Linked DNA regions of Mus musculus: all the other regions are linked to region 1. Evidence: chromatin loops called from intact Hi-C (ENCODE). Cell type or tissue: heart. All regions are shown on one strand. Links, peaks and the distances in the headings refer to the core of each region. The heading gives the core; the rest is flanking DNA.

The links. A loop is a pair of places that touch in the nucleus more often than their neighbours do. Peaks named below come from ENCODE experiments on the same cell type or tissue, not always from the same donor. Only the 100,000 strongest peaks of a DNase experiment are listed, where the experiment ranks them.
Region 2: it touches region 1 in a loop (4-fold over the local background); 4 of 42 quality-filtered maps call a loop at or near these places.
Region 3: it touches region 1 in a loop (2.2-fold over the local background); 2 of 42 quality-filtered maps call a loop at or near these places.

The regions. Positions count from the first base shown.
Region 1 is chr6:90,817,768-90,820,808 of GRCm38, reverse strand. It overlaps a transcript of Iqsec1 not described here. Among named protein-coding and RNA genes, the nearest start is that of Iqsec1, 9.2 kb to the right of the region's middle. In heart, for the core only: CTCF peaks have their summits at 672 (motif pointing right) and 1,676 (motif pointing left); no DNase peak of the experiment used is centred there; H3K27ac peaks cover 335 bases.
Region 2 is chr6:90,878,885-90,881,925 of GRCm38, reverse strand. It overlaps a transcript of Iqsec1 not described here. Among named protein-coding and RNA genes, the nearest start is that of Iqsec1, 70 kb to the right of the region's middle. In heart, for the core only: a CTCF peak has its summit at 1,363; no DNase peak of the experiment used is centred there.
Region 3 is chr6:90,624,221-90,627,261 of GRCm38, reverse strand. It overlaps Slc41a3 (solute carrier family 41, member 3), which reads right to left. Exons shown (of 11, transcript NM_027868.2): 3 at 2,343-2,450; 4 at 811-882. Among named protein-coding and RNA genes, the nearest start is that of Slc41a3, 21 kb to the right of the region's middle. In heart, for the core only: a CTCF peak has its summit at 1,442 (motif pointing right); a DNase peak (open chromatin) is centred at 2,221; H3K27ac peaks cover 1,736 bases.

The DNA of each region.
Region 1 (3,041 bases), core at 372-2,871:
GTGGTCCTGCATGTGTCAGGGAGAGTCTTGCTCCAAGTCCAAGTCCACTGGAGATATTGTCCAAGGGAGCAAATGGTCCAGCCCATGAGTCAAGCTTTGCTGATGAGATGTAAGATGATACCACAGTTTGCACTATCTGGGGTTCCAGCCTTGATAGGAGGTATTGTCAAAGGAGCAAATGGTCCAGTTCATGAGTCTTCAGGTTTAGCTGATGGGATATAAGATAACATCAGAGTTAGCACAATCTGGATCCCAGGCTTCCTTGCTCCCCTGTCCTCATTCTCAGGAAGTCTGTAGCTTAATGACAAGGTGGCCCCTATCTTCCACATTCACACTGCTGAAGCTTAGTACCCAGAAGACACTGCCTGGGTTGCTTCTCATTGGCCAGACTTGGGTCATACCCTAATCTCAGGCAATCTCTCAGTCCAGAAGGCATGAAGGCTTTAGCCAGCAGAGCTAGATCTCATGTACATCTTGGGCCTGCAGTGGGGGAGCTAAGACCAAGAGGGTGGTCCACCTGAGTCCTTGAATTGGATATGGCAAGAATCCCAAGCATCAGGGACCTAGAAGTTTGCCTGCAGAGGATCCAGCCACAACTGGAACCTGGATATAAGCAGAGGATGCAGTCATGGAACCTATGTCTACATAGTCCTCAGTGCCCATATCAGAACCACTAGGTGTCAGTGCTTCCTTGTGCTATCGGCCACTTGCTACACACTGCTTACTGGATGACGAAGCCTCCTGTAGGGCAAAGGGCAAAATCACATCATCAATGGGTCCTGCCTTCCTGGGTCTCCACTCATCCATGGGCTCTAGGATAAGGTCTGTCCAGGAGGAAGCCTCTCATCCCAAGGAAAAGCTGCCTGGTAGCATCTTTTGTTTGGTTGGTTTTGGTTTTGCCTTATTCATACAGAAAGTAGGCTTTCCAGCTCCAAGGGCCCACTGAGCACCTATGGGCAGACAGGAATGGAAGCCTCCAGTCCTCTCTGTCCCTAAGCCTGGACAGTCTTAGTAGTTGTGAGCACAGAGGTTCTGAGTGCCCACCTAGGGACCACGGACCCTTTTATTATGTGGGGTTTGCTACAGTAACCCCAGAGATTGAGATGGCACCAAGCATTTGGGACACAGAGGAGTGGAAGCTGGAACTCCAAGGTGCTCAGCAGGCCTATTTGAGAAGGTGACATTTGAGATGATAGCATTGGGGAAGGGAAATGACACCATGGGCATCAGACAGGTTAAACAAAGGCCCTGAGGCTTGATAAAGTCCTCTGCTTTGTGGACAGAAGGATGCCAGTGTGCCTGTGGCAGAGTAGCAGACCCAGTATCGGGACATGAGTCCAGAGAAGTAGGCCAGGGTCTTCCTGTTACATGCTCTATGGCCCTTGCCTGGATAACAGGCCCCACTGAGGCTCTGCAGCCAGAAGTAGCAGAAGGCGTTGACATTATCTGAGAGGGGCCAGCAAAGTAGCCTGAGCATGGCAGAAGCTGACTGCAGGCCTGAGGAGAAACCCAGCGTCCCCTAACCAACCCCCCCCCCCCCCCCCCCCCCCCCCCCCCCCGCCGCCGCCAAGTTTCACTGCTATGGAACCAGCCATATGGGGTTTCTTACTTTCCCTGATATTGAGGCAGCCAAACACTGCCCTCTGCTGGTATGCCTGTGTATAACACTCAGAGCTTTTCTGAGACCTGACAGCATCTAAGTCTCCTTCTGCAACTGCTCACTCAGTCTTCATTGTTTCCCTTAGCTCTAGACAGGTCTCTCTTCCCCTTTACTCCCTTCCAAGCTGTTTCTTCTGACCAGGCATAGTACAGAGTAGTTTAACCCTAGAGCAGCACTTATCATGAACTCTGCCTTGCCTCTGAGCCTCAAGACACAGGAAACACAAAAATAGCCCTCCTGCTTTAGGATGGCCCAGTCAGGATTCCCCCTAGTCCTGCCTACTCTCAGCCACCTAAGCCACCCCTTCCTTCTCATCTTCCATGGTGAAGTTGAACTCCAAAGGATGCCCCCAGGGGAGTGACAGAGTCTAGGTCCTCCACAGAACATGTGACTCTCAGGCGTCACCCTCTGCTTGTCTTCACCTCTGTTCTGGACATATCTATAGCACCTGGGTTACAGGAGAGGACAGGGGTCTAGGTATGAAGTGTAGCAGAGCAGAGCAGGGCAGTCCAAGAGGCCATGGGGTCAGGCTGTAACCCAGCAGGAGTGACTCAACTATAGCAATTAAGCTTTGCTATGGCCTTCCAGGACCCTCCTTAGTTCTGACTTGCTTCTGTAGTAGCTGCAAAGCTTTTTGTCTGGAAGGGTAGGAAGCCAGGAAGAAAGGGGGGAAGAGAGGTGGGCCCATGGTAGAAACATAAGACCAAGAATATTCATTCCTTGGTATCTGAAAGCCGGCCCACTCAAGCTCCACATATGAATACAACATGGGTATTCATGTTGAATGACATCCATGTTCCACAACATCTCTGGTAGGTCTGGATGGGCTGTAAATATCTTACAGTATCTAGTTCTGCTGTGTGGATTAAGGTAAAGACGGAAATCTGGCTTGTTCTGCACAGATATGGTGTCTTTAGGGAATATGTCCAGTCTGGCTGAGTCCAGGAATGCCGAGCCTACAAGAGCCCACACTCTTAAGTAAGAGAGCAGGCCCCCAGGCCTCACTCCAACCTGGGTCATAGAATCCATGTATTTGTTTATCTATCCAGTGTCCAGTGAGGACCAACTGTGTGCTGGACACAGGGAAAGCTTTGGAGCCAATCAGTGAATCCAGACATGGTTTTCCAGCCCCCTTCAACCCAAGGTGATACCCTCTGAGAATGACAGTGGGCCTGTGGGTGGTGCTACAGAGAGAGGTGGTGAGGGGCTGCAGGGGCTGGGGTGGGAGGGGGACCTTGCTGGACCCATGTTGAGTGAGCCAGAGACCCAAATGATAAATGGTGATGGACAGCTTTGGAGATGGCAGAAATTAAATGAAGGGGGTTGTGGTTAGGCCAGGGTATCTAGTGATTACTGCAGCCCTCGAACAGAGAAAGTTCAA
Region 2 (3,041 bases), core at 181-2,680, 61 kb before region 1:
AGTTACTTACAAGATTATGGGTGCTCCCACTCCAAGAAAGTCCACACTGGAAAGTCTTGCCTCAGCAGGGATGATGGCTTCCCCATAGGCACATAGATGGAGCCCTCTTCCCTTAGTCTTCTCCATTTTATATATCCTGGCTCCTCCCTGAGTTCCTGAGGACACATGCTGTTGGCCTCATTGCATATAGCTGGTTGGGAGGAATGGCTGGCTACTCAGGTAAGGGTCCGATGACCCTCCCCACACCTCCTTCTCTGAGGGAATGCCAGCCATGATAATATTTAGCAAGTGGGTCCTGATGATCTGATGAGAATGGTAGCACATTGGCTTGGAGGATAGTTCTGTACAATAGCAAGGAAGGGTGACATGAATGTGGGCACCGCCCTGTGACATTGCTGCTGCAAATGTTCTGAAGCATTCCACGGTAAATCCATGGGAAACATCCTGGTAAATAAGGCAGACCCTACCTACCCTCTCCAAGCAGAAGGCAGGAAGCAGATAGACAACTAGGATAGCTTGCTTCAGAGTATGATGTGTCCCTGTAAAGACAGGTGGGGGAATGTGGTGTGGAATCATAATTAGATTGAGCAAGCTATTGAGAGGAGAACATAGGGAGGGTCTGGATCCTAGGAGGTGGTATCTGGAATGGAGTGTGAATGATAGAAGAGAAGTGTTTAATTCAAGAGCCAGGAGCAGCTCCCGGGCAGGCGGACAGCAGTTTCTAAGTTGGGATGCCAGCAGTTGGGGACAGAGTAGAGTGTGTGTGGCTGAAACAGGCAACCAGAGGTATTATCAGACTCCTAAGAGGCAGGGGAATAGAGGGGAGCAGATCTGAGTCTCCTGGCTGTGAGCATTGGGGTAGAATTTGGATTGAATGTTCAGGGCAAAGTGTTCCAGAGTGGATGGAGAGGGGCAAACCTTGGTCTGAGAGGCTGAGGGAGCATATGAGTAAGGCTGGCACAGAACATAGTCAGCTGCAGCACTTCCACTACGGCAAAAGATGCGTAGGAAAGCCAGTGTGCCATGGACTTGAAGAGTTTAACAGCAATGACCTCGTGTGGCAGATTACACTTGATTTTTACTTGTTTTTCTTAGGCTAAGACTGGTGGTAGCTTCAGGCTTGAATTTATACTAATCCTGGCACTTCCCTGCAGACGGCAGAATCCCTTCTTGCCTATGGGGGATTATTTGTGGGTGTTAGAACTGTACTCAAGGGGATCAAGTTTGGATTCCCCATATCAGAGAACAGACCAGCCTGAACAACTTACCCACCCGGCTGTTGCCATGGAATCCCAGACTGTGACGTATAAGCATGGACCCTGGTGTCAGCTGTTATGTGAAAAGCAGACACTTGTATCTTCTGCCACCCAGAGGCTCTTTCTATGCTACCCTGTGTTGCTCATGTGGATCTCCTTGTTTGTATAGGCATTTATTCAGAGTTGCAGAGCCCCCATGGAGACCACAGCTGTCTTGGAAATAAAGATTTCAGTTTGCAGGGGCTGAAGTCTAGTAAGGCTCACAAGGACTGGACATGCCAGTGTATACCAGCCTGAGCAGCCAACTACCAGCACCTGGCCTTCTTTGCTTGCTGAAGCCCTGAACAGGTGAAGCATGGCAACAACTTGATACTAGCTGGGCTGACCCACCTTCTCCACTTTGTCCTTGTCCTTCCCCATTCAAATCACTGCTCACCTCCTGGTCTCTCAGACAACATAAACTATAGCATCCAGAACCTCAGCACATGCACAGTGAATGGATCATCTTGGCCTTAAGACCTGTCAGCAAGTGTGAGGTTAGCTGCTGTGACCTATCACCTGTTCCCTTCAATTTTGAAATCCATCCTTTTCTGAGTGCTTATCTTGTTTGGAAGGAGCCAGTAGGTTCAGGAATGCTTTTGATCTTCTGCTGCCTCTTCTCATGTTCATTGATGACAGAACCATAGTCAAGTACACACTTACTACATACCACACAGGCACAATGCATATCCCTCCACATACATTTATACCTATGTAGCCATCAAACACACATATGAATTGGCATGTATGTATGCTAATGTGCATATTTATGCAAAACAAAGACATGGACCCATACCCATACAGGAACACATGCCTACCTTTAAGCTTACATATTACTCTTCATGCATAGATGCATGCCCATATGGGCACATGCATGTATATACCTACACATGAATCACAGAGAGCTCATCTTCCTCAGAGTTTCCACAGCTTTCAACTTTTTGTTTCTCTATTGGCTGCTTTTGTTCCTGAAGTAGCAGTGCAACTCAACTCAGGGCCATCTTGCAAATGTGAGATGAGGAATGAGCTGTTTTGCCATAACTTCCCACCACAGATATGTCTTGACTTGCTCCATGTCAGGCCCATGTGTGGTCCAGCTCTTCAAATGCTGAAGTTGTTTCAGAAGTCTCCACTATCTTTGTAAGCTCTATAATCAGCCACAGAGCAGCCACAAAGCAGCTTCATAGCTGGAACACCATATAGTCTCCCTTTTACCTGCAGACAGGTGGCAAATAACACAGCTTGTTGGCAGCTACACCTGGGCTTTCTCTTTATTATATTCTTGAAGACTAATTGTTTTTTTTTCCCTTCTAAAATCCATATGGAAACTAAGGCTCACACAGGCTAAATTACTTTAGAATCCACATGGAAGCCAATCTGGAGCAGTACTGGGTGGTATCCTAGACAGACCGGCATCTAAGAGCTCTGCTTTGTTACCTGGCATCTCCTGGCTTTGCAGCATCCGAGGTTGCTAGGGCTCCTGTCTGAGATGGCCTTGCTGAAACTCAGCAACATAACAAGAAGTCCCTGGGGCTGCACAGTGGACATGATGGGCATTTACTGAGTGGATAGGCAGCAGTGAAGAGCCTCAAGTGGGAGCTAGGTGGAAGCTGCCTTCCGTGTGCTATGAGGGAGGTAATGGAAGAAGCCATGTGTAAATCATCTATGGCTGCATGATACAGGACCTCAAAATTACTAAGATAGCAAATGCCTTCCATCTTCATGTTTGTTGAACTGCACCCACAG
Region 3 (3,041 bases), core at 181-2,680, 190 kb after region 1:
TAATGGACAAGGGCATACAGCCCAGCCAGGGCTGCCCAGTTGACAGGCGATGTAGAGTCTGAACTCAGTCCACATAAGAGGCTGCCTGTCTCAGAGAAGCTCACTAAATCCTGGACTACAGTACCGAAGAGACAGCTGTATACCCAGCCTTCCTTCTTGCCTGAGCCTACCTTGCCCTCATCTGTTTCTGCCTTGGGTACCGTGACTTCAGTTCACAGTGAAAAGGGCCTAAATGAGCTGAGCCCACAGAGGGCCTGGCAGGAGGAGGCACAGTGTAAGAGGGGCATGAAGGGCTCTGTCAAAGACTGAGATAGGACAGGTTAAGCAGCAGGGGCAGGACTAATGAGGGTCTTTTCAGGCAGGAATGATCCATCAGGTCCCAGGGAGGTTAAGTGAGGTCACTGGAAGAAAGCAAAGGTGGGGTGTGCCCACCTGGGGAGCATCAGTGACCCAGAGAAACATGTGGGTAGGAAGAGGCCACTAGCAAACGTGGGGCATGACTAACACTGAGTACACTCAGCCCCCTAAGAATTTGGCTTAGAAAGTAGGCAGCGGGGAAGCCGCAGGAACCACAGACCTAAAGGCATCTCTGGGTAGGTATGGTGGCTCCCTAGGATGCTCTTCACTATGCCACAGATACCGTCTGCTGGACAGATGGGTGGCCACATAGACAACTGTCCTCCAAAGTCAGTCTAGAGTACAGGGACCAGGCTCAGTGGCCTCCCGCTTCCTACCCAGAAAGGCGGGCCCCAGATCCACAGGGGAGCGGGGAAGGAGAGACATTGAGGTGATGCTCCAAGACTCACTCACCTGAACCACAGCGAGGTTGCTGCTGATGATTTTGTACCTCTCCTGGCGGTCATCGATTTGCCCAGTGTTGGCCTAGCACACAGAGACAAGGGCAGCGGCGTCAGGCTGGTGGATCTGGAGATGCCAGTCCTTCTGGACATAGCCAGCCCCTCTCTCAGGAAACAAATCAGAACAGATTACTCTATTAAGCTTTCTAGATGGTGACCTACTTCCCCCCTTTAACATGTATTTCCTTTCTCTCTCTCTCTCTCTCTCTCTCTCTCTCTCTCTCTCTCTCTGTGTGTGTGTGTGTGTGTGTGTGTGTGTGTGTGTGTGTGTGTGTGTGTGTGTGCGCGCGCGCACATGTAAGTATAAATGCCTGAGGAGTCCAGAAGACAAGGTTAGAGTCCCTGAAGCTTGTTACTGGAAGTTGTGAGCTGCCTAGTGTGGGTGCCTGGAACGAAATCCGGGTTTTCTGCAAAAGCAGTGTGCTCTCCTAACTGGTGAGTCAGCTCTCCAACCGTTTATGAATTGACCTAGACACCACCCCCCGACCCCGTTGCCACCCCCAAATAATTAAAATTATATTAATTTTCTGTGCATGGCTGTTTTGCCTGTGCTGTGTCTGGGCACTATGAATATGTAGTGCCTGTGAAGGCCAGAAGAGGGTGTCAGGTTCCCTGGGACTTGAGTTACAGATGCATGTGAGTTTCTCTGTGGATGCCAGGAACCAAACCCAGATCTTCTGGGATTCTCTGGAAGAGCACCAAGCTGTTTCTTCTGTTCCCGGCCTGGCCTCTTTTATGGAGAAACAGCACTATACAACTATAGTTGGAGACGCTGACATTCCACAGTGAGCCATGCACACAGCAGGTGTCCATCTCTGGCCCTTCTTCATCAGCGTTGGAACTCTTTTGCTCAGGCCCTTGAACACAATATACCTTGGACACACTACTGTCCTTTTCATGTGCAGGATGCCAATGGCCACTGGAGAAAGGGGATGCCCTCTGTATTAACAGGAGGGTAACACCACAACCCCTGGGGGATGCCTGGAGGAGAGGAGCAGAGCTGACCAAGGTAGGACCTGTGTTGGCTACAGAGCCAAGTGCAGACAGCCACAATGAAAGGGGACAGGAGGGATATAAGAACAGAGGCAGTTAATGGGCAACTGAGAGCCCCTCCTTCTTCCTGCCTCAGAATCCTCCTTTGAAGCCGTACTACCCACTGATGCATTCATGTGTATGTGCCAGGGACTGGGGAGTATGGCCTAGGGTCCAGACAGCAGCATGCAGACCCTGGGGAGTAGGGACACAGAAAGTTGGAGGAAAGTGCATAGGGGCACTGCGCTGGTCCCTCAGCAGCTCAGGGTGGCAATGGAAAAACAGTACAAAACTTGAGAGGAGACAGGAACAGCCTGTGAGACACCAAAGCCCAACCACGCCCATGTGGGTGGAGACTCTAGTCCCCAAGCGAACCACCCAGAGGGGCTAACACTGAGGGGAACATTCTGTCCCCAAATTGCAAGTGACCTGAGCCATACAACTGCCACTTACAGACGTGGAGAGCCGAGACGCCAGCGTCATTTCCAGGTTTCCCTTCAGACCGACGAGGGGTGGCACCAACGTCATCAGGTCTTTAACATCTTTGAACACTGGCCAGTGCTGGAAGAGAAGGCAGAAGGAGATGAGGCCAAAGACAGCTCGGCAGATATCTGCAGAGAACCTTCAGTCAGTGACCTTGCATGCCCTGTGAATCAGCCTGGAAGACCGAGCAGTGTCCTAAATGCCTTATTTATTTTGAGACAGGGTCTCCATGCATTGCTCAGGGTACCCTGGAACTCACTCTGTAGACCAGGCTGGCTTTGAACTCATAGAGATCTGCCTGTCCTCTGCCTCCTGAGTGCTGGGATTAAAGGCGTGTGCTGCCCATAACTGGCCTAAATCGTTTAAAGTGAAAAACTTAAAGTGTTTTAAGTAAACAGGACACTTTAAATATCATTAACCGAATCAGCAGCTGAGGCCTCCAGTGGGCCCCCTCCTGCCTCCTATCCTCAGAGGCCAGGAAAAAGGCAGGGCTAGACTGGAGGCCAGTAGTCTGGCCCAGCGCCGCCTGAAAATGTGCCAGTGTGCAGCAACAGCTTTGTAGACATTGGATCAAGTCACCAATTCAGTTATTTCTCCTAATTTGGGAGGCCTGGAGAAACTCTGCTAAACTAACTGGTAGGGGCACTTTGACAAGGGTATCCCAGGCTC